Linked DNA regions of Homo sapiens: region 2 is linked to region 1. Evidence: chromatin loops called from intact Hi-C (ENCODE). Cell type or tissue: OCI-LY7. All regions are shown on one strand. Links, peaks and the distances in the headings refer to the core of each region. The heading gives the core; the rest is flanking DNA.

Region 1 (5,000 bases), core at 1-5,000:
CGATCTGTGCAGTCATCTAGATTTTCCACTTTTAAGATTGTTTCATCAGTGTGTTTAAAGCAACACACTATTACTGGATGCACCAAGAAGCACTAGCTTAGCCGTCAGGGGAGCAGAAGGTCCACCCCAGGGTGACGGTGTCTGGGCCTCTGCCGTCACGGCCCCTGCTGTGTGGTCCCTGCCCGGCGGCACTGAGGCTGAAGATGGGACTTCAGAGCACCCGGGGTGGGGGGGCCCTGCACATGCACCGTGGTTGGGGGAACACTCAGAGCAGTTGGAGAGAGCGGTGGGCAGGAGAGGGCCGGGGTCCCGGGTGCACACTGGAATTGGTGTCCCCAGGTCTGTGAGGAAAGCGGAGAGCATGGAGGGAGGGAGGACCCTTTTCCCAGGTTCTAGGGGCTCTGGGAACCTATAAGAGGGGGCTCTGAGTCCTCAGGGACTCTGGGGATCTTGGGGGAACTCTGGGGACCTGTAAGGTGGTGGTTCTCTGGGTCCTTAGAGGCTCTGGGGACCTCAGGCTGGGGGGCTGGTCCGAGTCCTGGATCCTCAGGGACTCTGGGAAGCTGGAGCTCTAGCACCCTCCTCCCTTCCCCCTGGCTGCAGCGCCTCTGTGGGGTGGGAGGTGCAGGGAGAGGCCGGCACACGCAGGTGCTTGGTGCAGGCCCTGGGTGCAGGCCCCATGCTGACTGACCCTGCCTCTTCCTCCCCAGGACACCATCACATGGACGTGGCAAGGACCTGGAGCGTAAGTTGAACGCCGTGTCGTCCTCTTTGTCCTGTTGTTCCATGAACACGTAGGGGCTGCTTGGGGTCTGCTGTGCACGCTAGTTACTTTTGCAGTTGTGAAAGCAGGTGTGGGACAGCCGTTAGGTTCAGCCCATTGTGAAAACTAAACGTACAGATGTGGCCCAGGCCTGACACTCCTGGATTCTGGGGTCTTAAGTTGCACGTCTTCAGTACCAGCAGGAAGGGAACTGTGAGTCTTGCATTCGGCTCTCGAGTTTGCCAGCTCAGTAATTACGATCGTCCACCTGGTGGCCCCTGGTAAGGAAAGTGGAGATTTAGGGGTGTCTGGGGGGACCCCGTCTGCACAGGCACAGAGACTGAGTAGTGCTGGGTGGGAGGCCAGCCCCTGCTGTGAGTCAGTGTCCCTGTCCCCCCAGCAGAGACACCGAAGGTCAGTTATGCAACAATGAACAACCCCACGGAAACGGGAACGAGCCCCAGAGGAGAAGCCCGGGGCCACAGGCTGGTCAGGGCCTCCTGGGTGCTGACGTCTGAGCTGACGTCGGGAGGGCAGAGGGAGCGGGAAAGTCCAAGAGAGAGCAGCTCCATTCCAGGCGTTTGGGAGGATGTGGGTCCGCTGGTGCTTTCAGGTGAAGGTGTTGAGGTCAGCGCTTCCCAGGCTGGCGTGTGGAGGCTCCCAGCTGGGAGCAGAGCTGGGAGGGGGCTCTGGGGGGTATAGGGGTTCTGGGGTCCCGGGGGCCTAGGGCTGGGGCTGGCATGACAGGGCAGAAAGAGGGTTGGGGCACTGGGCTGTCGGAGGCGTGAGTGTGGCCCTGGGAGCAGCTCCAAATGTCTCCCATGTCAACTCCTGCGGCAAAGGCATGGTGATCCTGGTTCTGAGGTTGGGAACTCTGGATCCAGGCTGGAGGGGTGGCATGACTCAGGGCCTGTGCTGCCTGGGGACAGCGAGGAGGGACAGGTGTGGAGGGACAGGTGTGGGCTGTACGAGGTCTCCTGAGCTGGAGAACAAGCAGGAGATGGTGTCTTGCTAGACGAACCAAGGACATAAGCAGGTGTTGAATCGGAAAAGCAGCATTTCCACCCACGGCTGTACGTCACACTGGGGCTCGGGCTGGGTGGGCACGGCACCCCCTCCGTGGGAGCGTTGACTGCCCAGTAGCGCCCTCTGGAGGGCGCGTCTGGAGGTTTCACCCCAGAATTGGGAGTAATTTACTTGTTAACCCGAGTTGTAAATCTGCTCAACATTGTGCAATCTGTTTTTAAGGCTGGAAATCCTGTGGCTCACGCTGTGTCAGTTTCACAACCAAGTGGAAATCGAGGTTCGTATGGATACAGAGTTACACAGCGCTCTTCACAGTGGTTGATGCAGACACGAGCTTACACCAGGATGCCCAGATAAGCCTTGTACAATGTGGCATATCACCTGTCTTGCTTTCCCATCTTTCCGTTTCTCAGGGCTCCTTCGAGGAGCCTCTGGTTGCTTTACCTCAATGACTTTATGTCTCTCTTATGAGTCTGAACCACTTGGATAAGATTTGGGTTTTTGTTTTTTGTTTTTCTGAGACAGCATTTTGTCTTGCTCTGTTGCCCAGGCTGGAGTGTAGCGATGGGCTCACTGCAGCCTCGACCTCCTGGGCCCAAGTGATCTCCCTGCCTCAGCCTCCCACGTAATTGGACCACAGGCACACGCCATGCCTAGCTAATTTTTGTAGAGATGGGTCTCACTTTGTTGCCTAGGCTGGTCTCAAACTCCTGGGCTCAAGCAGTCCTCCCGCCTTGGCCTCCTAAAGTGCGGGGATCACAGGCGTGAACTACCACACCCAGCTGGAAAGGATTTTTTAAACCTACCATTCATTATTATGGGTATTGTAGCTTAAGGACATATGAAGCTGGCCCACATGCAAATAATTATTTGTTTGGCTCTTAGTTTTACTTTACATATTTAATACCGCTGAGTTTGTCATAGCACCATGCTCTGTTTAATACATAGTCAAAGATCCCCCTTCTCAGCCTGACCCAGGTCTCCAGAGTCAAGACCTTGGGCTAAATAGTCACCTCTGTGTAGCCTGCACAATTTTTTCTAAGTCGATGAGGAGTAGTTCTTTTTTTGTTTAAAAGGGGAATTAATATGCACTTCTTGCATCTGGAAATAAAAGATGAGTCACATGCAACTTAAATATTTAATAAAACAATTTGCTGCCTTCCAGTAAATATTGGAGAGCACTACGAAATATACTGATAAGCCCGGCTTTCAGCCCGGCTGTTCACTTCCATAGAGGATAAGCTGCTCTCATTACAGAGGACTGGGCTGAAGGGCCTTGGCCCGGGCCTGAGGGCGGCAGTTCCCCCACCCAGCAGGATTATGTGGCTGGATGGGCAGTGGCCGGGAGGGTGCAGGCCAGGCCTCGAGCACAGAACACAGGGACTGAGCTTGAGCTCCTGAGGGCTCCCTGGTGTTGAATGGCTGTGTTACAGGCCTGGTTTCTAATTTTAAGAGTTGAAAAGAAAGTGAATGGCTGTGCAAAACTGCTCTGTCCTTACTGACGTTGTTCATACAAGATGCAAATGTTGATGCAAGGAACCATGGCAGTTTACGGAAGTTTTAGAAATAACAGCGAGAATTGGGGTTTCAGGATGTTCCTGTATTCTGAAATATTCCGTATTAGAGAAAAGGACATCCAGGGTAGTCTTGTGCCCTTTCCTGCACGGTGTGCAATGTGGGTCATATTCATTTAAAATGCTGTGTAAGTGTCACTCAGGCAAGGACAAATTCACTGGACAATTTCTTTTAGTTTCAAAATGCAAGAGGTGGCAAAACGCTGCCAATAATCTGTTCCAAATGTAGGAATAACGTGCTGCATTATCCCCATTACAAAACTGATGCTGTCAGAAATGGGCGTAAGCCCCTCTGTGAGATCAGGGAGCTGGATGTTCTGATGTAGGCAGCAGGAGCTCCTAGGAGCACTGACGGGGGTGAGTGTAGATCAGAGAGCCAGATGTTCTGATGTAGGCAGCAGGCGCTCCCAGGAGCACTGACGGGGGTGAGTGTAGATCAGAGAGCCAGATGTTCTGATGTAGGCAGCAGGCGCTCCCAGGAGCACTGACGGGGGTGAGTGTAGATCAGAGAGCCAGATGTTCTGATGTAGGCAGCAGGCGCTCCCAGGAGCACTGACGGGGGTGAGTGTAGATCAGAGAGCCAGATGTTCTGATGTAGGCAGCAGGTGCTCCCAGGGAGCACCAATGAGGGTGAGTGTTCAGGTGCACACGTGTGCAGTTCATGCATCATGGGGGTGTGTGTGTGCGTACACACACGTGCACATGACAACTTTGAAGACGGTTCTAATGGGCGTTACTTTGACAGATCTTAATTTTGTCAGCCTCCCAGTTGTCGTTACAGTGGTGTTGCTGAGGTCAGCGTCTTGTGATACTAACGCAGCTTCTCTGTGTGCTCAGTTCCTTCCTGTGTACAGCCCTTCTGAGGAGGAGAAGAGGAACCCCGCGCTGTATGCCAGCAACGTGCGGCGAGTCATGGCCGAGTAAGTGAGCAGCTCCTTCCCCCATCGCCGAGTCAGGGGTGTCTCCCAGAGTGCTGCTCTCTGTATATTTAAAATAGGCAACAGCGTTAGGAAAAGGCATTCTTGCAGAAGTGCGGGAACCAGCTTCATGCATGTTGGTGAAGCGTGCTTGGCCTTGTGCTGTGCGCCCCTTGTTTCCCTCTGATGGCATTTCACCCTCTTTGACGTTGGGAAGATGCATGACTGGTTCTTCCAGACCTGCCTGCAGCCGTTGGTCACCCCAGGTCCTATGTTTCCTGTGCCCTAAATGAGCCAGCGGGGCGCTGGCCTGGGCCAACTTCACATCTGTGCGGCGGCCTCCACGCCTACCTTTGCTCATCTGCCTGTGTGATACTTACCGGTGCCCTTACTCTATCTGGCAGAGTGGAGTGGTGGTTGCACATTTAATCTTGTAAGGTGACTTGTGCTGCTTACACAGTTGTCGTGCATGCAGTTAGGAAGAGGGAATGTCCTCGCTTCCCATGGTCCCAGGTCCCCTGCTTGCATGGCCGGCAGTGCTGTCGGCTCACACGCCCTCCCCCTCTCCCTCCCTCGGTGTCGTCAGCTCACACGCCCTCCCCATCTCCCTCCCTCAGCACCTTCCATCCCTCAGGTCCCATTCCCCCCACACTTGTCCTTGCAACCAGGTCCTCCCACCTGGATTTACCCCCACGTGAATGCCTCCCTAGTGCTTCCTCC
Region 2 (16,297 bases), core at 3,823-8,822, 61 kb before region 1:
AACTTAGCCAGAGCAAAATCGTCTGCTAAATCAAAGGCGACTGGCACAACTAAATGGTGTAGAAGCAAATATTTCATTTTCAGCTTAAAGAATATCACTGCAAAAAATATGTTCATTCTGGGTTATCAATGCGTTTTCTAAATGAAGATGACTCTGAAAACATACTGATAAAGTTAAATACATGCCGTTTCAATCCCAACTGACACAAACACTCCAAGGAGTCAAGGACTGCAAACCAATTATGTTTGCAAAATCCTGGCTCAAATGTCCTCCCTCAAACACAAATGTTAATGTCTTACTCAGTATACTAAGAAATATGTCCTCTCTGTTGAGTCTTTAAAATCAAGTGGCTTATGAAATAAACCTCCCATCCAATAAGAGCTCTTGGCCTCATCAACTCATATTGAAAATATGCACAAGGGTTCTGTTCTGACAATCATCTCACTGTCGAAGGGTCAAATCAGGTGATTCTCAGCGTCTGTTACCAGAGACCAGGTGCTTCCACTCAAGATGACTTCCCGGTTTGCTCAAGCAAGAACCACTTAATGAGCAAATGAGCAAACCCTCTGGGCTGCTCCAGCTTAGGTGAGAGTGCACATGTGGGGTGACATAGCTGTGTGCAGAGGAACAGGTGTGCGTGCAGGTGTGAGTGCAGGTGCAGGTGTGTGTATAGATGCAGGTGTGTGTAGGTATGTGTGCAGGTGTGTGCAGAGGTACAGGTGTGCGTGCAGGTGTGAGTGCAGGTGTGGGTGTGTGTACACAGGGGAAAGTGTATAGATGCAGGTGTGTGTGTAGGTATGTGTGCAGGTGTGTGCAGAGGTACAGATGTGCATGCAGGTGGTGTGCAGAGGTACAGGTGTGCATGCAGGTGTGAGTGCAGGTGCAGGTGTGTGTACACACGGGAAAGTGTGTATAGATGCAGGTGTGTGTAGGTATGTGTGCAGGTGTGTGCACAGGTACAGGTGTGTGTGCAGGTGTGAGTGCACAGGGGCAAGTATGTATATAGCTCTAGGTGTGTGTGCACAGGGACGTGTATGTATAGGTGCAGGTGTGTGCAGGTGTGTGCAGAAGTTTGTGTGCAGATGTGTGTGCAAGTGCAGTTGTGTGCTCACTGGGGCAAATTTGTATATAGGTGCAGGTGCATGTAGGTGCATGTGCAGGTGTGTGTGCCAATGCAGGTGTGTGTTCACAGGGCCAAGCATGTGTAGAGGTTCACATGTGTGTGCAGGTGTGTTTGGAGGTGTGTGTGCAGATGCAGGTATGTGCACACAGGGACAAGTGTGTGTATAGGTGCCCGTGTGTGCAGGTGTGTGTGCAGGTGCAGGTGTGTGTTCACAGGGCCAAGTGTGTGTAGAGGTGCAGGTGTGTTTGGAGGTGTGTGTGCAGGTGCAGGTATGTGCACACAGGGACAAGTGTGTGTATAGGTGCAGGTGTGTGCGCAGGTGCAGGTGTGTGTTCACAGGCCAAGTGTGTAGAGGTGCAGGTGTGTTTGGAGGTGTGTGTGCAGGTGTAGGTATGTGCACACAGGGACAAGTGTGTGTATAGGTGCCCGTGTGTGCAGGTGTGTGTGCAGGTGCAGGCCGCACGCAGGAACACTCATGGTTCCACTGGCAACTCATCCACAGTGGCTGCGCCCGCTTACTTCCAGGCATGAGTGGGGAATGCATCACCATCCAACTGAGTGAGAGGCCCTTCTGAGGAGCCAATGCCTGCTCACAGAGAAGGGGGGAGATAGAAGGGGACAGGGAAGGAGGGAAGGAGGGAGAGGGCACCTTCTCACGCATTCAAGCCTCTTCCACGTGGTCCGACTTGGTACACATCCGGCCTGGCCCTGGCCCTGGGGTCTTACAAGACAGGCCTCGGCCAGAGCTGATGATGGGTTTCCCTCCTCCCTCCCTGCTTTTCTCCTGGCCTCTTCCCCCATCCTTCTCAAATGTCCCCTCCTCGAAGATGTCCTGGGACTCCCAGGCAGGAAGGAGCTGCTTCTCCACAAGAGAAGAGGGGAGATAGAAGGGGACAGGCTTCTCCCTGAAGCCTCTGGGCCCACCTATAGCAATGTGAGTCCCAGGCTGCCGCCAGGGCCAGAGCCCTCTGCACCCTGGTTCCTGCCCTGGCATCTATTTAGGACAGTAAAAGGGCTACTTAGATACTAATGAGAGTGAGGATTTATTAAATGAAATCTTTCTACAATAATTTTTTTAATTCTCCAAATGAGTCTCTTTTCTTTCTTTTCTCAGACAATGAATATTATGCAACCAAAATGTCCTGGGAATTCAGAGCCAAAGGCAGCATTCTTAGGAAATGCCTCCCACTCTCCTGCCATGGCATAGAGCTCTGCTGGGCTCTGGACCTGCAGAGAAGGTGAATAAGGTTCTGGGGGTGTCGGATGCCAAGGGGTGACCTGAGGAGGAGATGGGCTTTGGAGTGTGAGGCAGCACCCACGGTCAGCAGACAGCTAGGCACGGGGGCTCAGTGAGGAGGAAGGGCTGAGGCGAGGGTGGGGAGATGGGGCTGGGAGGGCTGGAGTCTTTGGGCACCCCCGAGAGAGCTACAGCTCAGCAGCGTGCAGGAAGGGAGGGCAAAGGGAAGGGAGGGCAAAGGGCCAGGTCAAAATGTCCAGTAGAAAGTGGGATGAGGAACAAAGTTGAGGTTGAGAGGGAGCAGCAAATAAAAGTACTCAGAGGGATTCGAAAGGGTTTTCTAAATCTACTTCAATATGCAAAGATAGATGTCATGGGCCTTGGTTTTGCTTTTCCAGTCCAAGTGTCTCCAGGAGCCTGCAGGTCCATTAGAATCAGCTGTACCTCCAAGTAGCAGAAATGTCCAAAACAATAATCACCTAAATGAGATAGAACTTCATTCCCCCTCCCATTCACTCCCCCCTCCCATTCACTCCCCCCTCCCATTCATTCCCCCTCCCATTCATTCCCGCCTCCCATTCATTCCCCCATCCCATTCATTTCCCCCCATTCATTCCCTGCTCCCATTCATTCCCCCCTCCCATTCATTCTCCCCTCCCATTCATTCCCCTTCCCATTCATTCCCCCTCCCATTCATTCCCCCTCCCATTCATTCCCCCTCCCATTCATTTCCCCCCCCATTCATTCCCCCCCATTCATTCCCCCCATTCATTCCCCCTCCCATTCATTTCCCCCTCCAATTCATTCCCCCCCATTCATTCCCCCCTCCCATTCACTCCCCACTCCTATTCATTCCCCCACCATTCATTCCTCCCTCCCATTCATAAGGCCAGAGGTAGCCAGTCCAGAACTGAGAGGGCCCTTCCAAAGGTCCAGGACCCAGACTCCTTCTCCCCAGTTGCTGCTGGCCTAATTTCCCTTCCTGAAGTTGTTTTATAGGCCAAGATGGATGCTGGAGCTCTAGCCAACACAGCTACCTTCCAGCCAACAGGAAGTTACTCAAGGGCACTTCCCAGAAGCTCCACAATCTTGGGATCATATCCAATGTGCTGCCAGGAATTAGTCACACGACCACACCTAGGCTGGGAATACAGTCTTCACCCTGGGTAGCCACACATCCAGCTAAAACATGCAGGTTGTATCATTAGGAAGGAGGTGAGGCTGGATGCCAGGAGAGGCCGTCAGACTCTGTGGGGCCTGGCCACTGACTCCTCCCCACAGCAAAGTTCCTCCTTTCGAAACTTGCCCTCCTCTCAACCAAAGGAGGTCTCTGTCTTTGCAACTCTGAGAAAAAAAAAAAATATATATATATATATATTTGAGACAGTCTTGCTCTGCTGCCCAGGCTGGAGTGCAATGGTGAGCTCTCGGCTCACTGCAACCTCTGCCTCCCAGGTTCAAGCGATTCTCCTGCCTCATTCTCCTTGAGTAGCTGGGATTACAGGTGTGTGCCACAATGCCTGGCTGATTTTTCCATTTTTAGTAGAGACGGGGGTTTCACCATGTTGGTCAGGCTGGTCTCGAACTCCTGACCTCGTGATCTGCCCGCCTCGGCCTCCCAAAGTTCTGGGATTACAGGCGTGAGCCACTGCGCCCAGCTGAGAAAAATTTTTTTATGCTGAATTCCTTACAAATGACATAAGCGATCATACAATTAGCCATGCTTATGTTTTAGAAAATATAAAATTATACATGATTTTAAAATAGGAGATACACCTTCCTCTTTCAATCAACAGATGCTGGGGCTTGTGGGAGGCCAGGAAAGGAAGAGGCCCTCGTCACAATGCTCCTGAGACGGTGAGGCAGGGGTTTCCCTTACACTCCCTGTTCCCAAGTATGTGAAGATAATTCCACGCAGCATTTTTCAAAGCCAACTGGAACGAGTTACTGTAAGCAGTCTTTCCATAAAAGATCACTCTTTGAGAATACTTGTTTTCATATTTGTGCTATTTTTGACATTTTAGGAAGCAAAATTACATGCAAACATTTGTTCTGCAAACCCAAAGTGTGAAGAAAGATGCATTCAAATACTAAAAAAAGCTGCGTGCCTCTAGATTTCAAAAATCTTTTTAGTTTTCACAAAGACCCACTGACGAGATCATTATTTCAGCTCATGCTTCCCACAGAGTATCATGTATTTAAAGTCAAAGAAAATGGGACAGACACAGCCGCTGAGGGAGATGCTGTGTTCATTACACAAGTTTTGTTTACATCACTTGGGACCCTGTGAGATGCATCTCCATGGAAGCGGTTTCAGCCTGCCAGCTCTGCTGCCAGAATTACTACCGTGGGCTTTGAAGGTTTATCACAATATAGTAAATGAAGTCAGAATTTCTAATAGGATATAAAAACAATGTTAAGTATCTAAATCCTTATTTGATGTCAAATGTACCGTAGTTGAGAAAAATGGTTTCTTCTGGGAACCAAGTGTTATGAACCAGAGCCTCCTTCTAGAAAGTCACCTGCAGAAATGGACGGTCACAGGGCACACTCCACCTGGGACGCTGGATGAGTGCCCAGAAGAAAGACCCCAAAGACTGGGAATGAGGTCACCACCTTCCTTCACTGGTCCTGGCTATGACCCGGGTCAGTCTCTTGTGCCTCAGTTTCCCTGTCTATAAAATGGTCTAACTCACTCACCGAGATGCCTTGGAAACTACTCTATACCAAGCAATGAAACCTTCTCTAAGATGCAGGCAGGATGCGTGGACTCACAAGAGCTGTGCACACAGCAGGGCCCAGGGCTTGTCTGCCAGACTTTTGGGTCAAGACTCAAAGAAGTGGCTGCAGGAACAGCAGGGGCAAGAGCCCACTGGCCAGAGCACAGCAGCCTGGGGGGCAGGGAGGACCCTCAGGAAGGGCAGGGATGAGGCAGAGGGGTCAGGAATGAGGGGCCACAGTGGCAGCCAGGCCCAGAGGCATCTCCCTGCTGGAGAGGTGGGTGCCACTGGTGGCCCCAGTCAAGGAAGCCCCATCCACCCACTTATGTCCGGAAGGATCCCCTGGCCACAGAGAAGAAAAACCAGGGCACAGCCAGGGCCAGCCAGGAAGCCAGAGATTCCCCAGGCAGGAGGTGCTGGCGTGGCGAGGAGGGAATGGGTCCCAGTCGTCTTTATGTTCCGAGCTTTGACTCTGGGGCTTTGCTGACCCTGGAGCCATCACCTCTCCCAGGCCTGGCCAGCACCTAGAGTCAGGAAGCTGCTTACCTGTGAGCACACCTTCCATATTAGTCTGTTCTCATGTGCTGAGAAAGACAGGCCCGAGCCTGGGTAATTTACACAGGAAAGAGGTTTAATGGTTTAAAGAGGTCCACGTGGCTGAGGAGGCCTCACACACGGTGGAAGGCGAACGAGGAGCAAAATCCTATCTTACATGGCGGCAGGCAAGAGAGTTTGTACAGGCGAACTCCCATTCATAAAACCATCAGATCTCGTGAGACTTATTCACTACCATGAGAACAGTATGGGGGAGGCTGTCCCCATGACTCAGTATCTCCACCTGGCCCCACCCTTGACATGTGGGGATTATTACAATTCAAGGTGGGATTTGGGTGGGGACACAGACAAACCACATCACTTTCCATGTGGAAACCAAACAGGCCAGGGTGCTCTTGCCTCCCGCTCTCCACCTGCCCTGCCCACCCCAGGGCCAGGTATTGGACAGCAGGGGGCAGCTTCTACATGTGCCCTGGAGCCCATGGAACCACAGACTAATCCAGTGAGCCAACCCTAAGCCTGCTTGCCCTGTCCAGCTGAAATGCCTCCTGACGGGTTCTTCCCACATGGCCCCGTGAAGCCCTGTGTGGCCCTGTGTGGCTCTGTGTGGCCCTGTGTGGCCCTGTGTGGCTCTGTGTGGCCCTGTGTGGCTCTGTGTGGCCCTGTGTGACCCTGTGTGGCTCTGTGTGGCCCTGTGTGGCTCTGTGTGACCCCGTGTGGCTCTGTGTGACCCTGTGTGGCCCCGTGTGGCTCTGTGTGGCCCTGTGTGGCCCTGTGTGGCCCTGTGTGACCCTGTGTGGCCCTGTGTGGCCCTGTGTGACCCTGTGTGGCTCTGTGTGACCCTGTGTGGCTCTGTGTGGCCCTGTGTGACCCTGTGTGGCTCTGTGTGGCCCTGTGTGGCCCCGTGTGGCTCTGTGTGGCTCTGTGTGACCCTGTGTGGCCCTGTGTGACCCTGTGTGGCTCTGTGTGACCCTGTGTGGCTCTGTGTGGCCCTGTGTGACCCTGTGTGGCCCTGTGTGGCCCTGTGTGGCTCTGTGTGGCCCTGTGTGGCCCTGTGTGGCTCTGTGTGACCCTGTGTGGCTCTGTGTGGCCTGTGTAACCCTGTGTGGCCCTGTGTGACCCCGTGTGGCCCTGTGTGACCCCATGTGTGACCCTGTGTGACCCTGTGTGGCCCTGTGTGACCCCGTGTGGCCCTGTGTGACCCTGTGTGACCCTGTGTGACCCTGTGTGGCCCCCTATGGCCCTGTGTGGCCCTGTGTAGCTTGTGTGGCCCTGTGTGGCCTGTGTGACTCTGTGACCCCGTGTGACCCTGTGTGACCCCGTGTGACCCCATGTGGCCCTGTGTGGCCTGTGTGGCCATGCGTGGTATGCTGTCCCTCCAGTCCCCCATCTTGGGCACTGTGGGGAAGAAACTCTCTTGTCAGTGGGCATCATCTCCTGACACATTGGCCTTGCCATACCTGAATAATAATAAAACCTACATTTTCAAACAAGGTTGGGCCATGAGGAAATGTAAATGGGAGTGAGGGTGAGAGGCAGAGGCAGGGCAGTCCGAGGGCACCCAGGTCTTGGCTTGAGCAGCCACAGCATGGGCTGCCCTCCCTGGGGTGGTCCCGGGAGCAGGGGATGTAGGCTTGGGAAGGATGATGGGAGTGCAGCCACGGATGCTGTAGATTTGAAATGCCTGTTAGACCCCACTATGTACTGAACTGTGCCCCGCTTACCGCCCCCCTCCCCCACCAATTCCTACGCTGAAATTCTTACCCCTAAGGTGATGCTATTAGAAGGCAGGGACTTTGGGAGGTGATTCGGTGCCTAATCCTTCATGAATAGGATGAGTGTCCTTATAACAGAGACCCAGAGAGCTCCCGCGCCCCTTTCACCACATGAGGACACAGGGAGAAGGCGCCGTATATAAACCAGGATACAGCCTCACCAGACAGCAAATCTACCATGCCTTGAGCTTGGACTTCCAGGCTCTAGAACTGTGAGCAAAAGCGTCTGTTGTTTAAGCCACAAGCCTATGGTGGCTTCTACTTCAGCAGCCTGAGCAGACTAAGACAGACCTCCAAGCGGAAGCATGAAATCACTGCCAGACGTGTGCATCTGAGCTCAGAAGGAGGTCAGACGCGGATGCAGGCGTCACCCATGGGCAAGCAGTGTGTAAGGCACAGGCGTGGTCCAGAGCACACAGGACGAGGGTGTGCAGAGAAGAGAGGGAAGGGGCGTGGAGGGAGCCACATTCAGAGCTGGATGAGGGGGAGCCATCAGCCAAGACAAGGAGGAGAGGCCAGAGCCCAGAGGGAGGGGGAGAGACCGCAGCAGCCTCTCCACCTGAAGTCCGAGGGAGAAAGGCTTTGGCGGCGAGGCCGGCTGTGTGGGCAACATGAGCGCTCAGGTGATGGTGGCGAGGGCCCTGGACCGCCATCAGAACTCCCCAGCGCCACGAGGAGGGAGCCTTAGCTCTGCCCTCCACAGCAAGGAGAAGTAGGTGGCAAAGGGGGCATGGACAGCCAGCAGGGACCACACTTCATCGCTAACATCTGTCATGGATTTTGCCCAAATTGTACGAGATTGGATGGCTGTAGAGTTGGGGAGTGGCCCCACAAAGATGTGTCCAAGTCCTAACTTCTGGTACCTGTGAATGTGACCTTATTTGGAAACAGGGTCTTTGTAGCTGTAATTAGGAGGGGCATCTCGAGATGAGATCATCCTGGATTTAAGGTGGCGTTAAATCCCATGACTGAGGTCCTTATCCGAAAAAGAAGAGGGCAACTGTAGACACAGACACAGGAGAGCAGCCACGCGAACTCGGGTGGCGGGGCGGCGGGAGCTGGGAGAGGCCTGGGTCAGACCGTCCCTTAGAGCCCTCAAGAAACCAGCCCTGCCCACACCTTGATCTCAGACTTCTGACCTCCAGAACTGTGAGACGACATATTTCTGTTGTTTTAAGACCCCCGCTTTGTGGTAATTTGTTACGATAGCCCTAAGCAGCGAGTACACGGGCCAAGGGAAAACTCTGCCATGAGTTCCATGCAAACACGAGCAAACTACAAACTACAGAATCCCCCAACCCTGAGGCTCACTCGGGCAGACCCTGGAACCGCAGCTGTGTCCCTTGAAAGGAGCTCCATCCTGGGGAAAGAGCCATCTTCCGACCCCAGCTCAGAAGAGAAGACTCGAGTCACAGATTTTATTAAATGAGGAGGGCTTTGTGGCAACCTTTTCCGTTTTTTAAATTTCTATCTACAACTGTCATACAGTGAACAAAACCAACAAATTTAGAACCTGGAAGTTTGAGAGGTAGTGCCTGTGGTGGGACGGGCACAGGATTTCGAGGCATAAACCTGGTTTCCAACCTCAGTGCTGTTCCTGGCCTCCTCCGACACCTGGGGGTGTGTTGTGCAACCTGCAGAGATTCAACGTCCTCCTCTGAAAACTGGGATTAACACTTCCTTATGGAGTTAATAAACAAGAAGATAATTCATGTTAAAGTACCCAGGTCACCGCTGATGCTAGAATACTGACACCAGCCCTACCACAAACAGGGCCACAGTGACCAGATGGACCACATCCTTCTTATTTCAGGTACAAAGTAAACGTCTGAGCAAACATTTTCATTTGTAGCCTTTCTGGAAATCAGAAAAAGCCTAAATTGTAGGCAAGTACCCATATTGTTTCCTATTAAATAGTTCATCAGTGTGGATTTTCAACTCAATTTATATGGTAGTTTATCTTAGATGAGAACTAAAAGTGAAAGTGAAAGAGTTACAGTTGATTCCGTTTTTTAAACATTTGTGAAGTGCATTAAGATATCTGGAGAGAGAACAGGCATTTTTAAAAACATAAGTTTGGAGTTTTGCACTTTGGCTGTGTCTGTGTAAGCTGCTACTAGACAAGATCCCTGAGAATTTTTTTTTTTTTTAATGTTTTGATGACCTATCTTGGAGAATGAACAAAAGCTGGCAAATTGGGGATGGGAGGTAAACCTTGTAAGAAGAGATATACACAGGGAACTGTCCCATTTTGTAGCTTTGAGCCAGAGGTTAGAACAGCACAGAGTGGCAAACACTATGACAGAAAATCCACTGAAGGGTAAGGGGGAGCCCTAAAAAGAGAAGAGACATGAAGAGGAACCCCAAATTCTGTACATAAGCTCTATCCATGTCACGTCACTGGTTAACACCAGGATCACCAGGTGTGGAGTGACCCAAAGCAGCTTAGCCAAGGACTGAACTGAACCAAAACAGAGGCTGCCACCCAGGAGACAGAGTTCACATGTGAGTCAGACCCAACCAGACAGCACCAAAGGGAAACCACCAGCATTCACTGCGAGAACGTGCACCCCAGAGGCTCCTACGTCCTACATGAAGAACAGAGAAACGTGACCCAATCTCAAAGAACAGGACAACCAACCAACCTAAGCCCTGAGGCGCCAGTGCGGAGACAGCAGATGTGGGCTGTAAGGCGGCCATTCCAGCTATGCTTAGAGCAAAGAAAACACACTCACAATAAATAAAAAGATGGGACATATTAGCAGAGAAAAAGAAACTACTAAAAAGAACCCAGTGAGAAACTAACATTGAAAAATACAGTATCTGAAAATACAAATGTACCGGGTTGGCTTAACAGCAGAACGGCAATGACAAATGAATTAAAATGGAAGACAGATCATTTGAAATTGCTCAATATAAAGAAGAAAGAGGGAAATTTTTAAAAAAATGAACAGAATCTCAGGAACCTATGGGACAATATCAAAAGGCTTATATATCTGTAATAGGAGCTCCAGAAGAAGAAATGAGAAAAAAAAGTAGCAGAAAAAAAATCCGAAGATATAGTAGCAGGTAAGTCCCCAAGTGTAGTGAAAGATGTACATTTTCAGATTCAAGGATCTCAGAAAACCTACAAGCAGGATACACTCTAAGAAAACCACAATTAGGAAGATTAACATCAAGCTGCCAAAGACCAAAGATCAAGATAAAAAGAGAGCACAGCCAGGTAAAAATGACACATGACACACACAAGACGAAGACTTAAATCACTGCTGATTTCTCACCAGCATTTTTAGATGCCAGAAGACAGGGCAGCAAGATTTTTAAAGGGCGGAATGAAAATAAACTGTCAGCCTAGATTTCTAAAATCATTAAAATATCCTTCCATAGTGAAAGCAAAACAAAGATTTAAAAACTCAGATTTAAAAAACTATTCACGTGCAGCAGACAGGTACTGTAAGGAATGTTAAAGGAAATTCTTCAGGATGAACATATATTATACCTTATGGAAACAGGGAACTTCAGAAAGGAATAAAGAGCTTCAGAAATAGTAAATGAAGTGATTATTAATTTACTATTAATTTCTTTAAAATACATAGGGCTAAGCAAAAATTATTATATTCTCTTATAGGGTAGGTAATCAATGTAGATATAAGGCACATTAAAAGTGTGCTATGAAGAATGGGGGTAAATGGGCTGATAGAAAAAGAATGAAAAATCAAGAAAAAACTATATACTGTCTACAAAAGATCCATATTAAATATAAAGACACAAATAGGTTGATAGTAAATGTACCATGCAAAACTAAGACTAGAGTGAGTTTATTAATATCAGGAAAAAACAGACTTCAAAACGTAGTGTATTACCAGAAATAGAGATATTTCATAATGTTAAAAGGCTCAACTCATCAGAAAGACATAATTAAATATGTGTGTACCTAATAACAGAGCTTCAAATCACCAAAAGCAAAGGTAAAAAGAAAAAAGAATTAGGAGAAGTAAACCATATCGCAATATGAACAACACATCAGTAAAGACAATCAGAGAAAAATATCAGTTAAAAATAGAAGACATGACATCATTATCCACAAGCTTGAGCTAATTGACATTTATAAAACACTACACCTGACAGATGCAGAATATACGTTCTCCACAAGTTCACAAAAATTTTTAAGTACCATTTTCAGTAGCACAAAATGTTAAATATTTAATGATAAATCTGACAAAAGATGGGTAAGATTTACACATTGGAAAATACAAAACATTGTTGAGAGAAATTAAAGAAAGCCTAGATGAACTGAGAGATGTACCATGACAGGGGGTCAAAAGACTCAATATTGTCAAGATGTTATTTCTCCCAAAATTTGTGCGCGGTGCCAACATAATCTCAAAATTGCAGAATTTTTTCTGTAGTAATTGACAAACTGATTCTAAGATTCATATGGAAATCAAAAGGACCTCAAAAAACTGGAACAACTTTCAAAAAGAAAAACTAAGGTTAAGAACTAATGTCACCGGATCTTAAGACATATTATAAAACTACAGTAGTCAAGACTTGCATCCAAATGAATAAATAGGTCAATGCAATGAATAGTCAGCCCAGAAACAGAAGCACACAGATGTGGTCAATCAATTTTTCACCAAGCTGCAAAGGCAATTCAGTGGAGAAGGGATAGTCTTACAACAAATGATATGGAACAATTCTACATCTATAGGTAAAAAAATAAAAATAAAAAACTCGTATCTATACCTCATACCATGTAAAAATTAACTCACAATGGATTATAGACCTAATTATAAAATATAAACTATAAAACTTCTTGAAGAAAACAAGAGAAACTATTCATAACCTTGAATTAAGCAGAGATATTTTTAGATATAACATCAAAAGCATGATTGTTTTTTAAAAAGGTAAATTGAACATAAAAAATTAAAAACTTCTCTTTGAGAAATATTGTTAAAACAATGAAAAAGCAGCCACAGAATGGTACAAAATATTTGCAAATCACTTATCTTATAAAGAAATTGTATTCACAATATATAAAAACTCTCTAGACCCATTAATAATAAAACAAAGAAAAATACTGTAATGAGAAAAATATTTGAACACATCAGGAAGATTTGTGGATGATAAATGAGCACATGCACAGATGTTCTAGGTCATTGTTCAAAGGGAAAGCAAATTAAAATCATAACGAGACGCCACTGCATATGTATTGGAATGCCTAAAACCTAAAAGTCTTACCATACTAAGTGTAGGCAAAAATATGTAAGAACTGAAACTCTCATACACAGTCTGGGTTGGGGGATGTAAAATGGTCCAACCCCTGTGGACAAGAGTTTGAACGTTTCTTTCAAAATGTATCACCCAGCTTCCCACTGATAAGTATTTATCCAACAAAAATGAAAGCCATACATCCATACCAAGACTTGTACTCAAATGCTCACAGCATCTTTATTTGTAATAGTTCCAAACTAGAAACAACCCAAATATTTATCAACAGGAGAATGGATAAACAAATATCCATACAATGGAATACTATTCAGCAATAAAAACAAGTAAATGATTGATAAAAACAAAAAAAAAAGGTGAACCTCAAATAGTTATGCTGAGTGAAATAATTGGAACCAAAGAAGAAACTGTATGATTTTATTTGTATAAAATTTCAGAAAATGCAAACTAACTTACAGCAACAGAAAGTAGAACAGGGGTTGCCTGAGGATGAAATGTGTAGGGGTGGGATGTAGGGATTACAAAAGGGAGTGAAAAAGCTTTTGGGAATAATAACTATGTTTCCTATCTTAAATACAGTGGCAATTTCATAGGGTGTGTGTGTGTGTGTGTGTGTGTGTGTGTACATATATATGTGTGTATATATAAAAACAGCAAAATGTCCACTTTAAATTTATGTGGTTTATTATATATCAATTATAATTCAATAAAGTCATGATAAAAAGGAAATAATGACTATTAGTTTTCTAAATTTTATTAAAAGTATAAACCCATAAATCAAAGAAGCTCAGTGATTTCTCACACACAGGTACATCATAACTGATTTGCAGGAAAACAGTAATAAAGACAAAATTTCAAAAGCAAATAAATATACAAACAAAATAAAAACTTGTTGAGTTAGAATTCTATATTTATCAGGGGAAAAATCCTACAAAACGAAGGTAAAATAAAAAAGTTTTTTATACAGATCAAATCCAAAAGATTAGTTGCAAACAGCTCTGCACTGCAAAAAAATTAGTAAAATTTCTTCAGAAGGCAGAAAAGTGATACAAGAAGGAAACTCAAATCTCAAGAGAGCAATGAAAGTGCTTGAAATGGCAAACATACAGATAAATACAAAAACCTCTTAATTTTTTTAAAATCGCTTGAAAAGACTTTGTTCAAGACAAAAAAATTATATATTGTGGGGCCTACAGCATATATAAGAGTGAAATGTATGAAAGCACTAGCTTAAAGGATGAAAAGGGAAGTGGAAGTGTAATACTGCAAAGGTCTTCAATTATATGTGAAGCAGTGTATTATTTAAAATGTCTTCCAATAATACACATATTAATAGCAGATACTAAAAAGTTAAAACAAAGAGGTATAGCTGATGAGCCAATGGTGGAGATAAAATACTAAATTAATCTAGAAGACTGCAGTTAAAGAGTAAACCAAAAGACCAGATAAGACAACAGAAAACAAATAGCAAGGTTGTATATTTAAATCTAACCATATTAACACATCAAATATGGATGATCTAAACATGCCTATTAAAAGACAAAGATTTTAAGATTAGATAATAAAGCAAGATCCAACTCTATGCTGTATACAAGAAACCTTCTTCAAATATAAAGCCACAGAAAGATTAAAAGGATGGAAAAATATGCCACGCAAACACTAAACATAAGAAATCTGGAGTGACTATGTGAATATCAGACAAAGTGGACTTCAGAACAAGAAATGTTACCAGAGGCTGGGCGCAGTGGCTCACACCTGTAATCCCAGCACTTTGGGAGGCTGAGGCAGGTGGATCACAAGGTCAGGAGTTCAAGATCAGCCTGACCAACATGGTGAAACTCCACCTCTACTAAAAATACAAAAATTAGCTGGGCATGGTGGTGCGCACCTGTAATCCCAGCTACTCGGGAGGCTGAGGCAGGAGAATCACTTGAAGCCAGGAGGTGGAGGTTGCAGTAAGCCGAGATTGTGCCACTGCACTCCAGCCTGGGCGATAGACTGACTCTGTCCCAAAAAAAAAAAGAAAAGAAAAAAAAAAAAAAGAAATGTTACCAGAGTAAAAGAGAGACATAACATAATGATGGAAAGGTTGATTCACCAGGAAGACAGAATAATTTCAAATATATATGTACCTAATAACATAGCTTCAAAATATACGAAGCAAAGACTAACAGTATTGAAAGGTGAAATAAACAAATCCACAATTATAGTTGGTCTTTCAGTCATTCATATAACAGTAACAGAAAAGCACAAAGATACAGGAAGCTTGAACAAAACTATCAACCAATGGAGTCAACTGGCATTCATAGAACACTCCACACAAAAACAAGAGAACCTTTTCTTATAATATACACCTGAACAGTCATAAACACAGACTATAAAAGGATTGAAATCATACAGAGTATGTATTGTGACCACAAATAAGTTATAATAAAAATTAACTGGAAATTCTCCAAATATTTGGAAGTTAACACATAACAAAAAAGCCACAGTAATCAAAGAAGAAACCACATGGGAAAAGAGAAAGTACATTGAAAACTGAAAGAAAATGAAAAATCAGCATGCCACCATTTGTGGAATGTAGATATGGCAGAACTTAGAAGGAAATTTGTGGTATTACATGAGGCAGGTCTAAAATCAATGGTCTATACTTCCTACTTAGGGAAGTAGGAACAGAAGAGCAAATTAAACCTAAAATAAGGAGAGAAAAGAAAATGATAAAGACAGAAATCAACAAAAATAGAAAACAGAAAAATAATAGGAAAAAATCAATGAATTCAAAAGGCAGCTATTTCTAAAGATCAATAACAAAATACACCTCTAGCCAAAGTGATCAAGAAAAAGGAAGAAGACACAAATTACCAATATTATAAACGTGAACAAGGGCTATCAGTCTAGATCCTATAGATATTAAAAGGATAAAAGGGATTATGATAAACAATTTTATGCCAATAAATCAATAACTTAGATAAAACGGACAAATTCCTGGAAATATCTAAATTACTAAAAAAATTTAGGTTTTTAGATGGAAGAAATAGAAAAGATGAATAACACCTATCTAATGAAGCACTCAAATTCATAATCTTTAAATCTTTCTGAAAAAGAAAATTCTCATTCCAGATAGCTTCCCTGATGAACTCTAACAAACATTTAAGGAAGATATAATACCAACCCTACTCACTCTTTACTTAGAAATAGAGAATTTGGAATACTTCCTAACTCATGTTTTAAAGACAGTATTATCCTCATTAGAAATCAGGCAAAGACATTATAAGAAAGGGAAACTACGGCCAATATTTCTTATGAACATAGACACAAACATCTTTAACATAAATTTATCAATTTAAATTCGGTAATAAATCAATCGTGTAGTATGGTTAAGTGAGGCCTATCCAGAAAAACAAGGTTGGTTTAAAATCAGAATATGAACCAATTCAATTCACCATATTCACAGGATTAAGAAGAAAATTTTAAGATAATCTCAATAGACGCGAGCAAGCTTTTTGGCCAAAATGATAAAAACTACTCAGTAAACTAGCAATAGAAGGGAACACCCTCATCCTTTTTCAGGGCATCTGTGAAAACCCACAGCTCATGTCAAGACTGGGCACTGGGTACTAACAATCCCCAAGATTGTTAACAAGACAAGATGCCCAGT

Evidence for each region. A loop is a pair of places that touch in the nucleus more often than their neighbours do. Peaks named below come from ENCODE experiments on the same cell type or tissue, not always from the same donor. Only the 100,000 strongest peaks of a DNase experiment are listed, where the experiment ranks them.
Region 2: a loop joins it to region 1, with 12 times the contacts of the local background. A loop is called at or near these places in 4 of 110 quality-filtered maps.

Annotation. Positions count from the first base shown.
Region 1 is chr5:1,476,687-1,481,686 of GRCh38, reverse strand. LPCAT1 (lysophosphatidylcholine acyltransferase 1) reads left to right here. Exons shown (of 14, transcript NM_024830.5): 7 at 711-745; 8 at 2,012-2,066; 9 at 4,201-4,283. Among named protein-coding and RNA genes, the nearest start is that of MIR6075, 32 kb to the left of the region's middle. In OCI-LY7, for the core only: CTCF peaks have their summits at 1,728 and 1,927 (motif pointing left); DNase peaks (open chromatin) are centred at 926 and 1,876; H3K27ac peaks cover 1,368 bases.
Region 2 is chr5:1,530,157-1,546,453 of GRCh38, reverse strand. It overlaps LOC124901161 (a long non-coding RNA gene), which reads left to right. Exons shown (of 4, transcript XR_007059099.1): 3 at 2,238-2,361; 4 at 4,157-4,348. Among named protein-coding and RNA genes, the nearest start is that of LPCAT1, 14 kb to the right of the region's middle. RefSeq lists a silencer at 10,000-10,137. In OCI-LY7, for the core only: no CTCF peak of the experiment used is centred there; no DNase peak of the experiment used is centred there.